Regions from separate parts of the Homo sapiens genome. Here all the other regions are linked to region 2. The links are chromatin contacts, found by Hi-C or POLR2A ChIA-PET in ENCODE. All regions are on one chromosome and are shown on one strand. Each heading gives the region's core, a stretch centred on a gene start or an enhancer-like site at or near the end of the contact. The rest is flanking DNA. Distances are from core to core; before and after follow the strand shown.

What was found. A loop is a pair of places that touch in the nucleus more often than their neighbours do. ChIA-PET counts read pairs that join two places held with the same protein, here RNA polymerase II (POLR2A). Pooled maps may share reads with other maps.
Region 1: a loop to region 2 is called in a map with no recorded cell type, with 4 times the contacts of the local background. The contact joins the enhancer-like site here to the promoter of TRA2A in region 2. A Hi-C loop is called at or near these places in 3 of 37 single-sample maps with no recorded cell type and 3 of 50 pooled maps. POLR2A ChIA-PET finds 5 or more read pairs at or near these places in 1 of 52 experiments (activated T-cell).
Region 3: a pooled map shows a loop between it and region 2 (8-fold over the local background). The contact joins the enhancer-like site here to the promoter of TRA2A in region 2. A Hi-C loop is called at or near these places in 3 of 37 single-sample maps with no recorded cell type and 4 of 50 pooled maps. POLR2A ChIA-PET finds 5 or more read pairs at or near these places in 1 of 52 experiments (HEK293).

The regions. Positions count from the first base shown.
Region 1 is chr7:24,909,842-24,912,541 of GRCh38, forward strand. The region is part of intron 1 of OSBPL3 (oxysterol binding protein like 3); the gene reads right to left. Among named protein-coding and RNA genes, the nearest start is that of OSBPL3, 69 kb to the right of the region's middle. RefSeq lists an enhancer at 839-988. Within about 2 kb of position 1,435, at least 4 of the 41 ENCODE cell types and tissues checked have a DNase peak (open chromatin) inside an H3K27ac peak, as active enhancers do.
Region 2 is chr7:23,530,591-23,533,290 of GRCh38, forward strand. TRA2A (transformer 2 alpha homolog) reads right to left here and starts at 1,391. Exons shown (of 8, transcript NM_013293.5): 1 at 1,199-1,391. The coding sequence starts at 1,234. RefSeq lists enhancers at 449-1,019, 1,020-1,589, 1,131-1,180, 1,201-1,250, 1,261-1,480 and 3 more.
Region 3 is chr7:22,445,892-22,448,591 of GRCh38, forward strand. All of the region lies in intron 4 of STEAP1B (STEAP family member 1B), which reads right to left. Among named protein-coding and RNA genes, the nearest start is that of STEAP1B, 53 kb to the right of the region's middle. RefSeq lists enhancers at 2,125-2,174, 2,185-2,254. Within about 2 kb of position 1,290, at least 2 of the 41 ENCODE cell types and tissues checked have a DNase peak (open chromatin) inside an H3K27ac peak, as active enhancers do.

The sequences.
Region 1 (2,700 bases), core at 185-2,684, 1.4 Mb after region 2:
GAGCGCAGTGGCGTGATCTCAGCTCAGATCTCAGCTCACTGCAACCTCTGCCTCCCAGGTTCAAGCAATTCTTCTGCCTCAGTCTCATGAGTAGCTGGGATTACAGGCACACACCACCATGCCCGGCTAATTTTTGTACTTTTTAGTAGAGATGGGGTTTCGCCATGTTGGTCAGGCTGGTCTCGAACTTCTGACCTCAGGTGATCCACCTGCCTCGGCCTCCCAAAGTGCTGAGATTACAGGTGTGAGCCACCGTGGCTGGCCGAAAGCTACTATTTTCAATTTGAAGGTGTGTATTACCCTGGCCTGAAATAATCCCAAATGCTCAAAATAGGATAGATGGTAGACATCCAATCTTCAAATCATTTTCACCTTCTCCAGCAAGCCAGCCCCTTTCATGTTGCATTTATCACCCACGTGGTCCCAAGAGTCACTACAGATCAGGATGAATCAATGTTCTGAATGGAGAGAGATGAGTCCATAGGTCCTATGACAACTCCTCCATTCCTGAATGGAGAAATCAGAAATGGGCTGAGTTTTCCTCCTCCTTCTGCAGCTTAGCTACTCTTACTTGTCCTTCAACACCTTACAAGGAAGAAATACTTATGAATAAATGTGGGCTAATAAAGGAAGCTACAGTGGAAAGACAGGTGGCAAAAAGAAGACAGGCACACTGATGAAAACTCAATTCAGTATATATCCTATAAAGTAACTACTATGTGTCCACTGCTGTGCTAACCCTTCAGTGATGGAAACTAAGTGACAGAAACTTAATCCAAGGAGGAAACCACTGTGATCAAGGAGATAAGATGTCACAAATGAAACAAGCCAGAACACACCCCAGGGTGGGCCATCTGGTAGGTGCTATGGGCAGTCACAAGGGAAGAGCTCAGTGGGGCTGGAGTTGTGAGAAAAAGCTTAGGAAGAGGTGGCCTGCAGGGAGCCGTGAAGATGTGGATAGGGCTTGACTAGGTAGAGAGAAGCATGGAGGACAAAGCTGTGAGCTGGGTCGGGAGGGGCACCTCCTGCAACATTTCTCAACCCCGGCTGCGTGACAGGATCACCCTGGGAAGCTTCTACAAAATCCCAAAGCCTGGTGCCATTTCATACTAACTGGTCCAGACACTGGGGATGAGGCCAGGGCAAGGGCATCCTGAGACACTCCCAGGTGATTTGGATACACAGCAAGGGTTGAGCCACTGCTCTAACATAATCTTGCATCCAGAAATGACAGATTTACTCCACAGAACTGCCTTCTTTAATTTTGGTATTTAATTTTGTTTGAGCATCTTATGCCAGACCTATGTCTGCTGCATCCAATTTATACCAAATTGAAATGCAAAGCAGGATGTGACTTAGCAGTTTAAAGGGTAAGAAAAGATAGCACCACCCAAGAACTTAAAATAACATCTGGTGGTTTGAATTTTATCAGTGGGTGTTATTACGCTCCCTTAACCGACAACTGCTTGCGGAAGCTTGGTAGAGTTTTAACAATTGGCAACCACAGGCAGCATTTCATTACTTATCTAAAAAGACTATCAATTGAGTTACTATGAAATGTGAGCATGAAGTTTTAAAACTTCCCTATTTCCTACAAAAATCAACTTATCATCTTTTCAGAAATGTAAACAGCCAGCTAACAATGGGTAATGCTCTATAAGTGCTAACTGAACACTCTCAAATAACAAGAAACAAAATACCCTAGTGGGTCATGTATCAGATGTACACACTTCAAGTTTGTTTGTCCACTTAACTAAAAATAACCCTGGGACTCAGAATCTAAGCTTAAACCAAATTCTATAAATCGAAGTCCCCAAGATATATTTTGGAGGTATCCTTCCAAAACTGCAGGGGCGATAATAATTCCTTGTAAGAGAATCACTAATTTAGGGAACATAGGTGGGGAGAAAAAGGGATACAGGAAGTTTTACTCACTTCTAGGGGAAAGAAAGATTACTGCAAAAAACTTAACCTGAGACACTTTTAAACTAGTGCAAACTGGAAAAAAGAGAGACATAAAAGGAAAAGGCAGAGTAAACAGGTTTTAAAAAGGTGGGGTGGTTACTGGTAGACTAGAGCTAAAAGGCAAGAAAAACCTAAAAGCACCTCTGTTCCCAATGCTAACAATGACATGGTTATTTTATTCTCTCCAGTAGAGTGTATAGATCAAAAGCAATTTGAAGACTGTCTCATCCTTGTTTTTGTTTTTTCTTAATTGACACGGTAGGTAGTAGGTTATTTGTTTATCAAATTGATAACCTGTGTTCCCTCCCCTTCACACTAGCTACTAGAAGGTTTTTACTAAATTTTATCTCCGAAGTAAGAAAATATTCTCAAGTATCCATTTATCAAACTTTAAAAATTTGTGGAAAGATAGATCCTAATTCTTTAGGAGTTTACATCTAGTAAGAATGTTACCAAAAAATAATAGTTCATAGGAATTACAAATCAGAAAATGTAAGTCAAAATGTGGGATGTAAGTAATGTGTTAAAACTCTAAGCTGGATTCCATCAAATTAATTTTAAAAATCAAATTCAGCAACCAGGGCCTTGATCTTCCTTGCATATTCCCCTATGTTGCAGATTCACTGCAGACATCCATTGATTTAGGGAGTTTAGCACATTAAGGGCATTCTAATAAACCATTCTGTGCTTACCGTTTTTCATCAAAGAACTCTGAGTACTATGCAAAAGGCAACT
Region 2 (2,700 bases), core at 141-2,640:
CACTTCTACTAACTCACTTCTACAATTCCCTATGTAGGGTAAACTTTGGAAATGAAACTCACTGACAAACGTTCCAGTACATTTAAGCTGGGGATATCGTATTCTTTGTGATGTTTGTATTTCTCCGACCCCAAATATATTAATAAAAACTTTTTTCTGAGCCCTCTTCGGTGGGGGATAGAGTGAGAAGAGAAATGGGAGAGGGCCTGTTAATTTTCAGGTCATCTTTTAAGTTACAGAACAGTATATACTGACTAGTTATCTTAAAAATACTGAGCCAATGAATTCGTTCAGCTATGTAAGATTAAAGAAAGACAGATTTTTTTTTTTTTACCGTAAAAACCTGTAAAGGAGTGGTCAGTTTTTAGATGAAAGGTCATAGGAAGAAGAGCATTAAAAGTTGAGATATAAAGAAGAGAAAAAACCCAACATCGAGGAATTAGAAAAATAAGGCGTGACAGCATTTCCACATTCATTTCGAAGTGAAAGGAAAGTCGAAGGGACATTAAGGGAAAAGGGCTCCTTGCGTAGTTTCCCCTCACAGCTCTCGTCTTAAGAACGCTTAAGGGTCGGTGCGGTCGTTGACTAACCACTTCATTAGGCTCGTCCCACCTTCAACCTCAAGGCTTTCGCCTTTTTAGACGCAACGCCGCCGGTTCCAACAGAGACGCGGCCGCTCACTGAAATAGAGAGCCAAGGAGACACAGGCCCCAGCTAGTCCCACGCCAGCTTCTCCCCGCCCGGAAAGCAGCCCCGCGCACTTTCGATCCCGAGACCCTCTACGATGCTCGGGGTCGCCAGAAATGCCACCGCAGGAAGCACCTACCACTATCCGGACGGAGGGGAGCTCCCTGCCGCCTCCTCCCGCCCAACCGCGACGGGGACCCACACCTCGGAGCAGACATAAGGAAGCCTCAGGGGTGGGGAGAAGGGAGGAAGCAATGCGGGGGCGGGGAGGGAAGAGGACCCAGAAGTCCAGGTATCAGTCAGCCTCCAAAAAAGGGGGAGGGGTGTTATCCGTGGTGTTTGGGGAAGGAGTGGAACCCAGAAGCCATCTTGGGATGGGAGGAATCAATCGCGATGGCTCCAGAGGTTGCTCCTCGCGGGACTACCCGCAACCCCGCCCGACCGCGCTTGTTCCCGTGAAACCCCGAGCATTGGGCCGCCGCCTAGACGGCTCCCGCGGCTTTGTACTCACTCTGCCCTCGAAGTTGTTTTCCTCCACATCACTCATGTCGACGAGGCGCTCCCCAGAACTAAATAAGAGACAAGTCTCGGCTCGAGGGCCGATGGCCTAATTAACCCGCTGACTGGACCGTGGGGAAGAGGAAAGAGTCGGCAACCACAGCCGCTCCACTCCACTCCCACTCGGTCGCAGGCTCCAGCAAAATGGCGCCGGCGCCGCCAGAAATCTCCTGGCCTCCTCAGAGCACGACGTAAAGGGGGCGGGCGTCTCTGTGACGTCACGAGGCTCCACCTCCCGCGAGGCTTTGTGTCGGCTGGGCCTGGAGCGAGGGTGGAGGTTGGCGGGCGGCCTGCGCTCTCAACCTGGGCGCCTTGGAATCGCGGTCCCGTGCTGTCCTCCAAACTTCAGACTCACCTCGGACGCGTCAACCTCTTTGAAGACTTTTCAGTCGCCAGATGAGCCTTATATGACCTTAGCCCCTTTAAATATTGTCCAAGTGGATTCTGATGTAAGGGAACAAAACATTGGAAGCGTTTTTTTATGTTTGTTTATTTTTTGAGTCAGGGTCTCGCTCTGTCACCCAAGCTGAAGTGCAGTGAAGCGATCACTGCTCACCACAGCCTCAAACTCCCGGGCTCAGACGATCCTCCCACCTCAGGCTCCCGCGCGCGCCACCACGCCCGGCTAATTTTTTTCTTTTTTGGGACGGAGTCTCACTCTGTTGCCCAGGCTGAAGTGCAGTGGCGCTATCTAGGTTCATTGCAACCTCCACCTCGCAGGTTCAAGCAATTCTCCTGCCTCAGCCTCCCCAGTAGCTGGGATTACAGGCATGCACCACCACGCCCGGCTAATTTTTGTATTTTTAGCAGAGACGGGGGTTTCACCATGTTGGACAGGCTGGTCTCAAACTCCTGACCTCAGGTGATTTGCCCGCCTGGGCCTCTCAAAGTGCTGAGATTGCAAGGGTGAACCACCGTACCCGGCCCACCCGGCTAATTTTTGTGTGTTTTGCAGAGATGGGGTTTTGACATGCTGCCCAGGCTGGTCTCGAATTTGTGGACTCAAGCGATCTGCTCGCCTCGGCCTCCCAAAGTGCTGAGATTACAGGCCTGAGCCACCGCGCCCGGCTGGAATCGTGTATATATAACAGGCTTTTGGGGGGCACGTTGTCAGCTGACTGTATTACTTTTCTTCCATATTTGCCCTGTGTAATGTCGACGTAGTACATGCACAGATGAGGTTATGATGCAAAGCCGCTGCTCCTTGCCTCGTGTCCCTGCTCCAGTTCCCCCTCCTAGAGACAGCCGTGTAGTTTTTTTTTTATAATGCTTAGCTCCCTACTAGTTTTTTTGACTTAGATATTTCCATAAAGCTTCACAGTGAAGACCTCCCAAATCTGTCAACTTGGTTCCCAATCATAGTAATAATCTCTGAGATGAGTTTTACTTGTGTAATGCAACTTTAAAAATTAGTTTCATCTTAAATTTTTTTCCTACAGTGCTTTGTAGTAAAAA
Region 3 (2,700 bases), core at 40-2,539, 1.1 Mb before region 2:
CAACCACTAATCAGTCTTTCCCCCTGATGAGTCGGAAACTTGACAACTGGAGAGTTTTTAAAAAAATGAATGAATAAATATTTCTTCTTTGGGCTTTATTTATGAAGCATGGGCTAAGAGATCCCTTGTGGGCATTTTAAATAACCAGAAGCAAGTCACAGCAGCAGCTAATGGTCAACTGTAAATGCAGTTCTGCTGTGCAGTTGTCGTTCAAAATGTGACAGTATTTAAAAGCTGGGCTGTATATGAGATGAAGGAGTTCAAAGACCCATTGGATGACAGTTCTCATGCTTCTGCAAGTGAAAGAATCATCTGGAACACTTGTTTATGAGGCAGATCCCCGGTCCCTACCCTCTGAGATCTGATCCTATAGATTTGGGCCAGGGCCAAGAACCTGCATTTGAGTCCCTAATTCCAACCTGGATACTCTGGGACAGGACTGCGCTTTGCAAGACAATGCCCTATGCCAGTGGTTCACAAAGTGAGGTCCCCAACCTGGAGCCACAGGAAATTTGTTAGAAATACAGATTCTTAGGCCAACCCCAGAAAGACAGAATCGGGAACTTTGGGGACAGGGCCCAAAAATCTGTTTTAACAAACCTCCAGGTGGTTCTGAAGCCTGCTATAGGTTGATAAACACTGCCCTAAGATTTCTTACAAGCAAGTTGTGCAAACCCTGGAATACTGGCAATTCCAATGCGTAGCCAAGATTTAGAACCACTCTGATGGACACTTCCATTGGAATATGAATGCTAATCTCACTTCTATAACCCTTATTTTTCTGAGCACTCACTTTTTTCAGCCAAGATTAGAGTTAATAAGGTGAAGGGGAAAGAATGTGGGTTTTGTTTCAGGTAAACGACTCAAGCCTGGTCCCAAGTTGAACCCTCCCTGAACCTCAGTATTTTCATCTGTGAAATGGAAGGAATGCTGCCCACCCCACAATGGTGCTGTGAAGAGTAATGAGACAGTATCTGGGAAAACACTTAGCCAGTGGCTGGCACATTGTAGAAACTTGATTTTTCTGTCTCTCTCTACAATATTTTTTAGTTTAATTGGGGTCTGGAATGAGATTCTTAATTTTTATAGGAATATAGCTTAAGGGTTTGCTCTCCAGAGAGCATCAAAAGACTCATTTTAAAATTCATCTCTTGTTTTAGGGTAAATGTCTGAAGAGCTCAGTGAGCACTCTTGATGTTAAAGATGACTGGTAGCCTTAGTATAGAAGCAGCTCTAATTTAGCATGGCCTGGTTCCACTTTGTAACCAGAGTCACTTTCTCTTCTGGGACATCACTGATGTCTCAGTAATGGGCAAAAACCTTATTATATTAGGCACTTTGCACAAGCATTTCACTTCCTTAATTGGTCACCATTGCTTATTAAATGCCAGGCCAACTTCCAATACAGTTTGGTGACAGAGGCCTGTCATCAACTGTTATAAAGAAATGACTTCTTGTGTGTGTACTGGTCAGCTTGTAATTCAGTTGGTTGGAAGATCAGTCAATATTGTATATTTATAAAAGAGTAGATTCAGTAACCACTTTGGCATGAAGCATGCTGCCTGTGTTTTATATTTTATATAATACATAGTAGTTCTATTGACTCTAAATAAATACTTGACAATGACTGTTTTAATAGATTCCAAAGATGGAATGTCCACAAACACATCATTTGTAGGGCAAAGCTGACACAAATCACATTTGTGGGAGTAAAGTGGGAACTCATCCCTGTGCAATGGTCAAATGCTCCACATATTTTTGTTAGGATGGAAGGGTGTTTAGTAAGGTCCTTCATGTAATCAAGACCTGTCCTGGTGTGCAGCCATAGAAGCCAATTTGTTTTACTTCTGGTACACTGACCAGCATCCCTTAGGACAGGAAGAGATGGATATACCCAAATTGCATTGCCACCTAGTACTTCGGCAAACACTTACTGAGGACCTGCCAGGTGCAAAGCACATTTACATGCATGACCTCATCTAAGGCTCACAAACAGTTATCACCATCTCCTTTTTACAGATGAGCAATTGAGATGCAAAGACATGAAGGCATTGGATAAACGTCATGCAACCCATATTGGTTTCATTTACCCTAGAAGGGATTTCTTGCTTTCAGTTGTATTTACCCTAGAAGGGATTTCTTGCTTTCAGTTGCTGGTTTGCTTATTCATTCATCTAGTCATTATTCATCTATGGTTTATCATAGCGAGGCAACATTGTTTACTCTCATATCTCCTAAAACAATTTTAGAAACCTACATATCCTCTTGAACCTTTTTCAGATGAGACTTCAAGTTTCCCTTCCCGTGTTAAAATAGTTGCAAAGATGTAATTATGGCACGTAGTCAATATTGACACTTTACAACAAAATGTTAATGAATGCATTTCTATATGGCCAAAGGAATATAGATACCAATTATATTTTTCCATTATCCAAAGGAATATAGATAGAAATGATATATTTATCATCTAAAATTTTAAAATACATGAATGATCTTTTAATAGAACTTTTTTCCTTGAACTCATATTTCCATTTCATTTCCCCAATATTACCTCATTTTTAAGGGACCTCACGCTTAAAAATATGTTATCATTCTATTATAATTCTGTGTAGTAATAATATTAGTCAAATTAATTTTTTTAATTTGCTATAATCTTAAGACTTTAGATGTTAAAATTTTTCTTCTGGATTGGCTTATCAT